Linked DNA regions of Homo sapiens: region 2 is linked to region 1. A link is a contact called in ENCODE Hi-C or POLR2A ChIA-PET data. All regions are on one chromosome and are shown on one strand. The core of a region is the stretch at or near the end of the contact, and the rest is flanking DNA. Distances in the headings are between cores, read along the strand shown. Region 1 overlaps PDZD2 (PDZ domain containing 2). Region 2 overlaps MTMR12 (myotubularin related protein 12).

What was found. Hi-C counts contacts between places; a loop is a spot of excess contacts on that map. ChIA-PET counts read pairs that join two places held with the same protein, here RNA polymerase II (POLR2A). Pooled maps may share reads with other maps.
Region 2: a loop to region 1 is called in a map with no recorded cell type, with 3 times the contacts of the local background. The contact joins two enhancer-like sites. A Hi-C loop is called at or near these places in 2 of 37 single-sample maps with no recorded cell type and 3 of 50 pooled maps. POLR2A ChIA-PET finds 5 or more read pairs at or near these places in 1 of 52 experiments (activated T-cell).

The regions. Positions count from the first base shown.
Region 1 is chr5:31,771,252-31,777,787 of GRCh38, reverse strand. The region is part of intron 1 of PDZD2 (PDZ domain containing 2); the gene reads right to left. Among named protein-coding and RNA genes, the nearest start is that of PDZD2, 140 kb to the right of the region's middle. RefSeq lists an enhancer at 6,275-6,324. Within about 2 kb of position 2,352, at least 4 of the 41 ENCODE cell types and tissues checked have a DNase peak (open chromatin) inside an H3K27ac peak, as active enhancers do.
Region 2 is chr5:32,271,083-32,277,618 of GRCh38, reverse strand. MTMR12 (myotubularin related protein 12) reads left to right here. Exons shown (of 16, transcript NM_001040446.3): 2 at 877-937; 3 at 3,497-3,639; 4 at 5,714-5,786. Among named protein-coding and RNA genes, the nearest start is that of MTMR12, 39 kb to the left of the region's middle. Within about 2 kb of position 2,903, at least 7 of the 41 ENCODE cell types and tissues checked have a DNase peak (open chromatin) inside an H3K27ac peak, as active enhancers do.

The DNA.
Region 1 (6,536 bases), core at 1,103-3,602:
AACCCCAAGCTAGACACAGAGTGTTGATTGGTGCATTTACAATCCTTTAGCTAGACATAAAAGTTCTCCAAGTCCCCACCAGATTAGCTAGATACAGAGTGCCGATTGGTGCATCCACAAACCCTGAGCTAGACACAGAGTGCTGATTGGTGCATATACAATCCTCTGGCTAGGCATAAAAGTTCTCCAAGTCCCCACCTGACTCAGGAGCCCAGCTGGCTTCATCTAGTGGATCCCGCGTGGGGGCCATAAGGGCAGAGCTGCCCGCCAGTCCCATGCCACGCACCTGCACCCCTCAGCCCTTGGATGGTCGATGGGCCCAGGCGCCACGGAGCAGGGGGCGGCGCCCGTCGGGGAGGCTCCGGACACGTGGGAGCCCACGGGGTGGGGTGGGGCGAGGGGAGGGGGGCTCAGGCATGGCGGGCTGCAGGTTCGGAGCCCTGCACCGCAGGGAGGCGGCTGAGGCCTGGCGAGAATTCAAGCACAGTGCGGGCGGGCCAGCAGTGCTGGGGGACCTGGCGCCCCCTCTGCAGCTGCTGGCCTGGGTGCTAAGCCCCTCACTGCCCGGGGCCAGTGGCACCTGCCAGCCACTCCGAGTGCGGGCCTGCCGAGCCCGTGCCCACCCGGAACTCACGCTGCCCCGCGAGCGCCAGTGCACAGCCCCGGTTCCTGGCCGCACCTCTCCCTCCACACCTCCCAGCAAGCAGAGGGAGCCGGCTCCAGGCTCGGCCAGCCCAGAGAGGGGCTCCCACAGTGCAGCGGTGGGCTGAAGGGCTCCTCAAGTGTGGCCAGAGCGAACGCCTGAGGCCGAGGAGGTGCTGAGAGTGAGTGAGGGCCGCCAGCACGTTGTCACCCCTCACTAGCATTTTGGGAGGCCAAGGCAGGCAGATCACCTGAGACCAGGGATTCAAGACCAGCCTGGCCAACATGGTGAAACCCTGTCTCTACCAAGAATACAAAAAAAAAATTAACCAAGCAGGGTAGGGTGGCGTGCATCTGCAGTCCCAGCTACTCGGGAAGCTGAGGCAGGAGAATAGCTTGAACCTAGGAGGTGGAGGTTACAGTGAGCCAAGACTGCACTACTGCACTCCAGCCTGGGCGACAGAGCAAGACTCCGTCTCAAAATAAATAAATAAATAAATAAATAAATAAATAAATAAAATAAAAAATAAGGCCAGGCGTGGTGGTTCATGCCTGTAATCTCAGCACTTTGGGAGGATGAAGCAGGCAGATCACGAGGTCAGGAGTTCGAGACCAGCCTGGCCAACATAAGTAACCTGTCTCTACTAAAAATGAATAAATAAATAAATAAATAAATAAATAAATAAATAAATAAAATAAAAACACAATGTATGGGGAGTAGGGTAGGGACCCGAAAGGATGTCTGTGCACTGAGTGAGACCACAGGGCAGGGAGGCAGTTGGAGGACTGTTCCTCATAGCTCAGATGGGATCCAGTGACTGCCTGGATAGGGGAGTGGCAATGGGATGGTGGGGGAAGGGGCTGGCATCTTGGACAATTTCAGAGGCACAGTTAACTGGTCTTGGTGACCACTTGGAATGAGGTTAGTGGGGAAGGGGATAGAGAAGAGGAGGAGTCCAAGATGACCTAGGGAACGGCAGAGACCTAGGGGCTCCGCCAGTGAAGGCCCCTTATTCACACAGGCCTTGTCCTTTGCCTCTTACACTCCAGGAATCTGAGCTTGGCACTCTTGTCAGGACTCCAAACCAGACTTCTTGCCTTTCTGTTCCATTGGCTAGCTTCAGACCTAGTGGGAATGGCCAAGGCTTTCCTTCTTACTGTGACAGTGGACTGCCCCTCCCCCATGTCCACCTAACGCATGCTGGCCACACTCATGAAGCCTTAGTCAAAAACTCCCCATCTAAATCCACAGGGCCCGGGAGAGCCAGGTTTGTTACCGGAAGCTCACAAAGCTCAGCCTCTTTTAAAGCAATTAAAAGCCCAGTGTGGGAGACCTTTGGCACCAAGTTTTTCCACCTACTAGGCTCTCAGCACAGATCTAACAGTCCACCAGCGTTGGAAGGCCAACACGTTACCCTGGAGCCAAGTGGGAGATGACTACACACACACACACACACACACACACACACACACACACACACGCTCTGTGAGTGCAGCTCTCCACTCCCTCTTCCCCTTCCAATTTCCCAAAGCTCCCATTCAACAAGGAAAACATGGATCTGATTATGAGGTTTGACTTGGGCCAAACAGTTGCAGCCCTACTCTCATCAGGCAGACTGGAGTAGGGACAAATTTCCATCAGAAAGGCCAAGGGAAATGAGTGACAAGTATAGAACTGAGCTGGCTGGGCCAAGGAGAAGGAGCTGCAAAGGAGAAAATTGTCTCTATTACGTCAAATCCGTCCTCAGATAATGAACTGCCAAGCCGCCACATGCTTCTGCAGCATCACATTAATCTTTTTTTTTTTTTCAATTACATCTCTATTCCAGCCACCTAATAAAAAAGTGTGGATCCACTCCCCACTCAGACAAGGATCTATGGAACATGAGAAACAGGCAAATTCTAACTAGAGGACAGTATTTACAATCGGTTCCAGATTCCCAAAGGAAAACAATTTTGACTCAAATAAGTAATTTGAGAAAGACAACTTTTGAAAAGTTTAGGCATGAAGACGTTTGTACTATAGCGTGAGGAAGAAAGGCTAATTAGAAAACAAAATGTAGTTGGCAGCCTGCTGGAGTTGGCTCTCGATGTTTCCCAAGAGCTGATTGTTAAAATTTCAGGAAGTTTGCAAGCTGGTTGACATCATGTTGATACTTTGAAACCAGCCATGGTGGGAGTGTTTACACCACAGAAATTGGCAAATGCTACAAATCAGGATGGCCCCTCCCTGCCAGCCATTTGTTAAACATTTAACAGCACACTAAGGAGTATGATCCCTTTCCATTTTTAAAGTTCTATTTATATACACATTGGTGTATGTGTAAAAAGTCAGGAAGTAAAATAGCTAAAACATTAAAACACTAACTGTTTTCATTCTGGGTGGTAAGACTAACAAGCAGTTTTTTGGTTTTTGTTTTTTTTTTGAGAGGGAGTTTTGCTCTTGTTTCACAGGCTGGAGTGCAAAGGTGGTGTGATCTTGGCTCACTGCAACCTCTGCCTCCCAGGTTCAAGCGATTCTCCTACCTCAGCCTCCCAAATAGCTGGGATTACAGGCGTGCACCACCACACCCGGCTACTTTTTTTGTATTTTTAGTCGAGATAGGGTTTCACCATGTTGGTCAGGCTGGTCTCGAACTCCTGACCTCACGTGATCTGCCTGCCTCAGTCTCCCAAAGTGCTGTGATTACAGGTATGAGCCACCACACCTAGCCACTAACAAGTAGTTTTTATCTTCTTTGTTTTCTTTTTTCTACAGTGAACCTGTATTCTCTGCACAATGATCAACTTTTTGGCAAAGGGGGTGGTTTCTTTCCCTTCTGAGCTCTGATTCACACCTTTCCTCATCTTTCTTTTATCTACTCCTGCCCTGGCCTCCCAGGTTTTTACCCTCTGTGTAGGGTGGTGCTCAAATCTGAACTACCCACCTACCCACAGGTCAAGTAGAACTCTGGGAAATAAGAACGGGTGAGCAGATGCCAGGCTCCAGGAAGACACAGCCCCAGCTCAGCCCACACCAGGCTTAGGGCTGGGGTGAGCTGGCTTCTGGACCTCTGCTCTGGGCATAAAGCTGTTATTGGTGATTTAACAAAGGAGGGATGAACAGCTGGGGAGAATAGGAGTCACTGCCCAGGTCACCCTGGGACTCTGTGGCTGGAACACCATTCCTCTAGGTGTCGACATCGGTTTTCACCAGCTGCATGCTAGCTATTCCTGATGTCTGTAAAGCGGGTAGATCACTCTCAACACTCTTCCATCTATGATCTCACTGTATCCTTGCCATGATTGGGTGCTCTCCCAATTTAACAAATATGTAAACACGGTCCCAGAGAGCCCAAGTGACTTGTCTAAAGTCACACAGCCAGGAGCTGAGCTGGGACAATAATCCAGGTATTAATACTGAATTTCAGGCTTTTTTTCCACTAGACTGTCTCCCTCTCTCTGTCTCTCTCTCTTTCTAGGTAGATAAATCAATATATCTAAATAAATATTTTTTGAGACAGAGTCTTGCTCTGTCACCTAAGCTGCAGCGCTGTGGCATGGCCTTGGTTCACTGTAACCTCTGCCTCTTGGATTCAAGCGATTCTCCTGCCTCAGCCTCCAAGTAGCTGGGACTATAGACATGCGCCACCATGCTTCACTAATTTTTTTTTTTTTTTTTGTATTTTTAGTAGAGACAGGGTTTTGCCATGTTGGCCAGGCTGGTCTCGGGCTCCTGACCTCAAGTGTTCCACCAGCCTTGGCCTCCCAAAGGGCTGGGATTACAGGCATGAGCCACCGCGTCTGCCTTTCACTAGACTATATTGAATACATCATAAGACCCCAAATTTCTTGCTGAATAGTTAGAATGAAACTTGAGCTCCCATTGTCTCATGATTAAATAAGTCTAGGAGCTTTTTTGAGTAAAGGAAAGGGGCTACTAGCCCCAAGTTGACTTGGTTTTGGAACCAGTTTATGGTCTCTGCAGGAAAGTAAATAAAATTCTATCTTGTTTTTTCCTACTTCCTACATGCTCCCTGTACCAACGACTTTTGACTGTCGGGTGAATGTTGGTGTTACAGACATGTTGCTTCTCAATGGCTTTCACTTCCTAATCCCATAGACTGTGACTCTCAAGAACTACATGTTGCCTCCAAAGTCCTCTGTCTCACATGAACATGAGAAAGCCGGGACAGGAGGGGCTTTCTGACACTCCATGGAACCTTCTCAAGCAGACAGTGAGCAACACGTGTGTCTATACCATATAGTCCAGCTTCAATCAATGGTCTCCTTGCTCCAGTTACTCAGTTGAGCTGCAGAAACTTCTGGTTGGTCTGTGATTGATGGAAAGGCCTGATTCTGTGCAGATGTAATTCTTCTAAAAACAGGAGGTGCCCTCCAGGCACAAATGTCTAGGAAACCATGAAAATAAAAAGGCAGCACTGATTCCAAAGTCTTGTTGACCAAACTTTTAAGATAGAAATTTAAAATTTATCCATTCTAGTATATTCTAATGTTGCGTCTGGAAGGTCAAGGAACCACCTAGATCCGTAAGACAGGGGCCAAGTGGTTGGAGTTGAGGTGCCAGTTAGAAACAAATGCTTGTTCCTTGGTGCCAAAAAGGAGAACTAGCACTCAAAGAATTTTCTCAGGAAGGCAATTTTACTTCCACAGAAGGGTGCAACTCGCGGATGGGGCAATGGCGAGAGCACACCTGAACAACAGAGGGGAAGGGGTTCTTATTCCTGATGCAGGTAGCCCCTACTGCTGTGTTGTTCTCCTGTTGGCTAGGGTTGGACCACACAGTCTAAGCTAATTCCTATTGGCTATTTTAAAGAGAGCAAGGGTATGACCCAGAGTGGCGGGGTGAGCAGTTTGGCAGGAAAGACGGTTATAGAACAGGTAACTGAAGGTGACTTAGGTCAGAGCAGGTGACCAGGATGAGTTAGGATGGAGCTGGTGACCCGGGAAACAGATGTGAACTACTGATTAAAACTGGTGGAAAAGGTTGTTTACTCAAACTACGAGGAAGTTAAACTTCAAAATGGAGGACAAAGAACTGAACATTCTGACATACTGATTGTTTGAAGAGAAATTTAGAACTCACTATATCCATCATGCCCAATCCTGCTCCTCTCCCCACCCCCACACCAACCAGATGGGGCTTCTCCACCTTCATTGATTTACACATTGTGATTCCATATCAAAAATCTTAGTTTAAGAAAGGGTTCCAGTGCCTAAAAAGTAGTATATTTGAAAATCTCTCATCTAATCTAATTATCTCATTTAATAGGTTAAAAAAATTGAGGCCTAAGAAGGGAAAAGTCACCCAGGCAGTGAGTGAAGGAGCCAGGCCTGCCCACTAACTACATCCAATCACTCTTGCGTCAACTGTCCTTTACTAACCACACCCAATCACTCTTGCATCAACCGTCCTTTAACTTGCCAGGCAGTTAACCTTGGCCTCATGCAATCTTCCTGTCCTTCTGGTCTATCACACTGTTCTTGTTCTTGCTGATGAGTAAGTGATTGTTTTCAATTTGGGTCTGGGCTTCAGTACCTACACTGGCCTCCTTTTTGAGTTAGACCTCCTGTTCCTGGACCCTGGCCAATCCAACAGCAGACCTGCCAGACCTCATCTTAACTCCATACCCTCTGTCTCCCCCAACCACACAAATCTACACAGTGCACACACAATGCAAATCTACATAGATCTTGGTGGCCCTGAAAACTTCGAAAACACTCCCATCAGCCCAGGATGTAATAGACTTTAATAAACCCAGTGCCCCATGCATAGTAGGCACTGACTCAGTGTTACTAATGGTGCTGATGATAAGCTTAGGGATGACAGGTAGCATGCACAAGATAAATACCAAAGTATACTGCAACATCCACACAGACTGAGATCTCCCCTA
Region 2 (6,536 bases), core at 1,654-4,153, 500 kb before region 1:
AAAGTGTTTCTCCTGCCCTAGCCTCCCAAGTAGCTGGGATTACAGGCACTCACTACCATGCCTGGCTAATTTTTGTATTTTTAGTAGAGACGGGGTTTTGCCATGTTGGCCAGGCTGGTTTCGAACTCCTGACCTCAAGTTATCTGCCCATCTCGGCCACCCAAAGTGCTGGAATTACAGGTGTGAGCCACCACGCTGGGCCATCTCTTTTATTTCAGATTCTGTGTTTGAGCAGCCTTGCTTTGCTATGTGACACTTCAAGTTGTTCCTTAGATAAGGAGAGATAAGGAGTGCCCACCTCACCCCCTCTACTTGGGACAGCTACTAGTTATCAGTCCTAAATAATTAGTTTAATACATTAAATATCCATAACTTGGAGTTTTCTGTCTTCCTTTAGTTAGAACACTTCCTGTTTTTAAAAAGTATCTAGCTTGGGCCAGGCATGGTGGCTCACGCCTGTAATCCCAGCACTTTGGGAGGCTGACGCGGGCAGATCACAAGGTCAAGAGATCAAGACTATCCTGACCAACAAGGTGAAACCCCATCTCTACTAAAAATACAAACAATTAGCTGGGCGTGGTGGCACACGCCTGTAGTCCCAGCTACTTGGGAGGCTGAGACAGGAGAATCACTTGAACCTGGGAGGCAGAGGTTGCAGTGAGCTGAGATCGTGCCACTGCACTCCAGCCTGGCAACAGAGTGAGACTCCATCTCAAAAAAAAAAAAAAAAAAAAAAAAAAAAAAAGTAGCTTGTAACATAAACGAAAAGCTCCTGAGGGTATGTGATATTTTAGTGTGTATTCTGAAAGCATGGCTTAATGTTATTCATTTTAAACCCTTAAACAAAGAAAAATATCCTTTGCTCTTCTCTTTTAGGAAATTCACACAAACGAAAAGGAAGTAACAGAGAAGGAAGTAACTCTTCACTTGTTGCCAGGTAACTGTCATGTTAGCATAGTAACTCCTATGCAAGGCAAAGCCAATGATAAATTACATCATCCCTAGCCTTGCTATATTTAAACTCCTTTGTTTTCATCTTCTCACATATAACAGTAATGAATTGAAAAAACATATCAAGGTTTGTAGTTCAATAACTACACACCTGGGTCTGAGTATTACAACATCTGCAAAGAATTTTTCTTGTTTCCTCTTCCCCCAAACTGATGAAAATAAACCTGGAATGTTCTCACTGCTTTCACAAGCAAATGAGGACTTTTTCAGGCCATTCTAATGGCCTCTTCCAGTATGCTGATCCCCAATCTGTAGGGAATTGAGGAAAACAATTCAACTGCTATGGCCTCCCAAGGCAACCATTGGTGGGTGGCTTTACCTCTCAGTCCATACCCACTTGTGCATGTGAGCACGTGTACTGGGGATGCTGGGGTTTACCAGCCTTGGGGCTGCCAGCACTTCGCCCTGCAGTCATTGCGAAGGAGCCTGGATTGGTTAAATATTTTTGAGGTAGAGGACAGTGACTTTAGCTTAAGTTAAGTTTTAGTCATTTCCATGTTCAGGAGTAGTAACTACTTGGTGGTGTATCCTCTCCATATATGGGATATTCTGTGATCCATGTATTTAATTCTTTTTCTACTTTCTTTTTCTTAATTCAAAATAGCTTTTTTAAAATAAGTTCTTTAAGGTACATTTCCCCAAAACAATACAGGCTTTATTCTGTTGCTTTTTATTTTATTCCAGTTTATTGAGGGGATATAAATCTGTGCAAGTTTCTGACTGATCCACGTTATTTGGTAAAAGAATTCTATAACTTTTTTTGATGTTTTTAAATGTCAAAGGCTTTTTTTCTATAGTGATGACTTAAACCTTATCTCCTCTTGTTTTTCTCTTCTTGGTGTTATAGATTCAGAAATTTTATTTTTAGCTTAGCATTATGCATATTCTCCCCCCTCCTGAATTACTTCACAGTCTCATCTAGGTGTGGGTGTGCAGCGGTGAGTTCACAGTTAACTTCTCTGAGCCTAGTTTCACAAACTAGACAAAGATCATTTCTAGCTCCCAACTCTTGTGCTTCTAGACTCTGTGATCTGGTATAAACCAGCTGATTATGGCACAACATGCCATGTTTGCAGAGGGCCTCACCAGGAATGTTGTATTAGCTAGTGCATGCTAATTTCTGGTCGCTAGTACATGAGCATGGGACGGGGCTGGCCTGGTCTTGGGGAGAGCCTCACCATTAAAAGTATTTCACCATTAAAAGTATTGGGAGGTGAAAGCACAGGAAGCCTTGCTTACATGTCTTCCCCCATGGACTTGGCAGAGACACTTTTTCTGGGACTATTTTAAACCCTAATGAGGCCCTGTCTTCATTATTTCCTTCAAACTGTGATCTCTTGAGAGGCTGACCTAGTGACTGAGCCATCTTCCGGTATTTCCTTAGTGTTTCAGCCAGAGGTAATTAACCCCTTGAAAGATGAGAGAACAGCACCATAATATTTGTCCCTTCTGAGTGTCTGAAACTGTTCGTTTTCATATTGAAGGTAGACTAAATAAATTTTGAGCCAAAAAGTAAATTTAAAGACCTTGAAGGAGCTATCAAGTGGGAGATTCCAAGGAGAAGATGGTTATCTGTTGCATGAGAAGAAAAATCCTTTGGGTTTTTTTTGTTGTTGTTGCAAAACATTTATACTTAGTTTTTCATTTCCCCCATAGTCTTCTCTTTTGCCTGCCCCCGTGAGCTCCTCTGCTTCCAGATGGCAGAGAATACTGACCTATTCCCTAATCCTCATCTTTTTGACTGCAAGGAGGGATACTTTCTGTCTCCAGGGGCTGCAGCTTCTCACGTCGGCTGGGTGCTGCAGATGGAGGAGGAGAGGTGACGCATTGAAAGGAAATACGCTTAACTAAGAAAGAGAGGAAACACGTTTTTTCCCCACAAACCTCTGACCTCTGTTTTCCCAGCGTGGAGCCAGAACGAGGGTGGTCATGCTGTGGAAGGCGGCAACACCTCCTGGATCTATGGAAGCTGCCTGGAAGTCCCATGGCCAGGGAGGCACTGTCACTCTCTCTCAGCACTTCCAGTATTAGAAGCTGCCCCCTCTCACAGGAAAGTGGGCTTGGGATCTGCGTTTTTTTAGGGCAGACTGGGGCAAGCCCATCTGTGTTCACTTAGGGTATTGCTTCTATGGAACATCTGCTTGGGTCAAAGTAATGAAAACACTAAGATTTCTGCGTGAAAGTGCAGCTCAGATCATTAGTACCTATTTGGAAATTTCCATTATTCCCAGTGAGAAGATAGAGAAATGTCCTGCACAGAGGTGTATCTGAGCCATTTCAATTTCACTTCTTGGTGGTTTCCACTCTGCCGCATCTTCTCTCTTATGTTTTTGCAGCTCCTGCCATGCTGAAAAGTGTAAAGTTCTAAAGCCCTGTGTTGTATTGTATGTTTGTCCTTATGTAAATAGGGCTGGAAAGCCTTTAGTGTTTGCATATCGTATGTTCCCTGAGAACTCTAAGGAGGACCTGTTTTGGTTTCTACCAGGTGAACAGCTGCTTTGTGAAGCCAGCACAGTACTGAAGTATGTCCAGGAAGATTCCTGTCAGCATGGGGTCTATGGGAGGCTTGTCTGCACAGACTTCAAGATTGCCTTCTTGGGTGATGATGAATCTGCATTGGATAATGATGTATGTATGGGCTGCATTTGGCAGAGTTTGTGGGCAACAGTGTGGTTGTGGTTCCGTTGTCTTTTTTTCCCAGCTTCTCAGTTACTCTACCCCCTAACACACATAAACACAAAGGACAGAAATCCTGAATGTATGAACTGCATTTGGTGAAGTTTGGGGGGAATAGCACAGTTGTAAAATAGCTCTGTTGTCTTTTTTCCCCCAGCTACTCAGTTACTCCACTTCCCATCATCCCCACCCTCCCCACCATCCCACATAAATACACACAAAGGACGGAGTCCTTCTCATCACTGGCCTGCTCTCTGTCGTTCAGGGTCTCCTTTCCGTGGCAGGACCGTTAAGAAATTTCTCACCCGTGCCTCATGTCATACTGGCTTACTTTTGACCTCATGTGTCAACTTTCAATTTTCTTCTGTATTTCAGTGCAATATATATCACTCACTGGAATAACATCTTCCAAATATACTAGTTCCCCACGTTTTCTCTATACTAAGCTCTTCCTTAAACCCAGGAACTGAGTTCAGTAATGAAACCGATGGTGAATGCAGCCTTTGAATTTGGGTTCACTCTGTTTTTGTTTTGTTTTTTATTTTTAATTGTTTTTGAGACAGAGTCTCACTCTGTCATTCAGGTTGGAGTGCTGTGGCGTAGTCGTGGCTCCAGTAATCCTCCCACCTCAGCCTCCTGAGTAGCTAGGACCATAGGCGTGTGACATTCACGCCTGGCTAATTTTGTTATTTTTGGTAGAGGCAGGGTTTTGCCATGTTGCCCATGCTGGTCTCGAAGTTCTGAGCTCAAGAAATCCACCCGCTTTGGCCTCTCAAAGTGCTGGGATTACAGACATGAGCCGCCTCACCCGGCTCACCTTATGTTTAATCTGAACCTAGTAGCAGTAGCCTTGTGAAATTTGTTCCTATTCATGAAGAATGAGCAATCAGGTAAGGAGAGAACTGCCCATACCACTAGGAGAGCACCATATGTTAGTGGAAACCCAACCAAGGCACATCCTGGCCCCAATGTGCCAACTGTCCCAGATCACCCTTGTTTTTTAAACAGCAGCACCAGTACTGCCTCTTCCATCTGGCCTTGGGCTTGGTTCATAGTCCTGTACAAAGAGAGCATTCACCAGAAACTTGAATCTCTTGTTCTTCCTGAAGCTGACTTCAGGTAGCTCTGTCAATCCCCTGTTCACATTTGTGTGGAGAAATGTTAACCTGTACATAACTTCCCCACACTTCTCAAAGTGATTGTGTGTGGCATGGTGGGTTTGCCTAGGAGGGGCCCAGAAATGGCATGTTCTGGACCACGCGCGGTGGCTCTTACCTGTAATCTCAGCACTTTGGGAGGCTGAGGCAGGTGGATTGCTTGAGCTCAGGAGTTCAAAACCAGCCTGGGCAACATGTGGAAATCATGTCTCTAAAAAAACACAAAAATTAGCTAGGAGTGGTGGAGTGTGCCTGTAGTCCCAGCTACTCAGGAGGCTGAGGTGCAAAGTTAGCTTGAGCCTGAGAGGTGGAGGTTGCAGTGAGCCAAGATTGCCCCACTGCACTCCAGCCTAGCCTGAGTGACAGAACTAAACCCTGTCTCAGAATGAATCTCAGGAGCTTTTCTCACATACTTCATCGTCCCTTTTTTAGGAATGTCGCTGCATTTCCCCATTTATTTTTATTTATTTATTTATTTATTTTTGAGACAGAGTCTCGTTCTGTCACCCAGGCTGAAGTGCAGTGGTGCGATCTCGGCTGGCTGCAAGCTCCACCTCCTGGTTTCACGCCATTCTCCTGCCTCAGCCTCCCGAGTAGCTGGGACTACAGGCGCCCACCACCAAGCCTGGCTAATTTTTTGTATTTTTAGTAGAGATGGGGTTTCACCGTGTTAGGCAAGATGGTCTCGATCTCCTGACCTCGTGATCCGCCCGCGTCGGCCTCCCAAAGTGCTGGGATTACAGGTGTGAGCCACTGCACCCGGCCCCCCATTTTTCTTAATATCCAAGTAGAGAATGGTGATTTACTCTGCCTATAAATGTCTAACAGTATGCAGAGGAGTCACAGTTGTTTCCTTTTGAATCTTCTAGGAAACTCAATTTAAGAATAAGGTTATAGGAGAAAATGACATTACACTCCACTGTGTTGATCAGATTTATGGAGGTAAGTATCTGTTTTTCCCTGGGGTGTTGGCAACCTTTGAGAGTATAGGTGATAATGATAATAATATTTTTATGACCATTTATAATTTTTAAAAATTTTTTCACATATATCATCTTGTTTAAATCTGTTTTATAGATGCTAAAATTGAGATGTAAAGTGGTTTATATAAGGTCACTTAGCTAGAGGAGTTTGGACCTGAACTTGGAACCTGTTCTTTTTAATACTTCACACGACACCATTATATGCTAGATGTTGATCAGACTTTTTGATATCAGAGTTAGCTGTGTAGGTTTTACTTTATAGGCTGCTCTGATAAAAAGGTCTGTTGTATTGCATTAAGATGTCTTTTCTGCTGACTAAACAAGCCTCTCCTGCCAAGCCTCTCTCTGTTCCACTTCCGAATGTTTTTGTATTCGGGGCATCTTCAGAAATCATTCAGTGATCATTTATGATGTTCTCCAGACTACTAGGTGCTGAGTGGGTCCACATTCTGGGACAGTAGGGGGTCTCAGCAGGGGTCCTAGCTGTAAACCCAGGAGTTGACTGTCATGAAAGCATGTCTCTAGTCATTTCCCTTTCATCTTTTATAAGCTCAACTTTCAGAGTGGGTTTTCTTTGGGCCACTGGAATCAGTTCTGCCAACAGTGGCCAGTCTGTTCTTGTGCTTACTCCAGAGGAGTGAAGCACGCTGACTGCTCTCAGAGAGCCAGGGCCCCTGCTGGAAGAGATTGGGCTTCCTTTGGCAGTCAC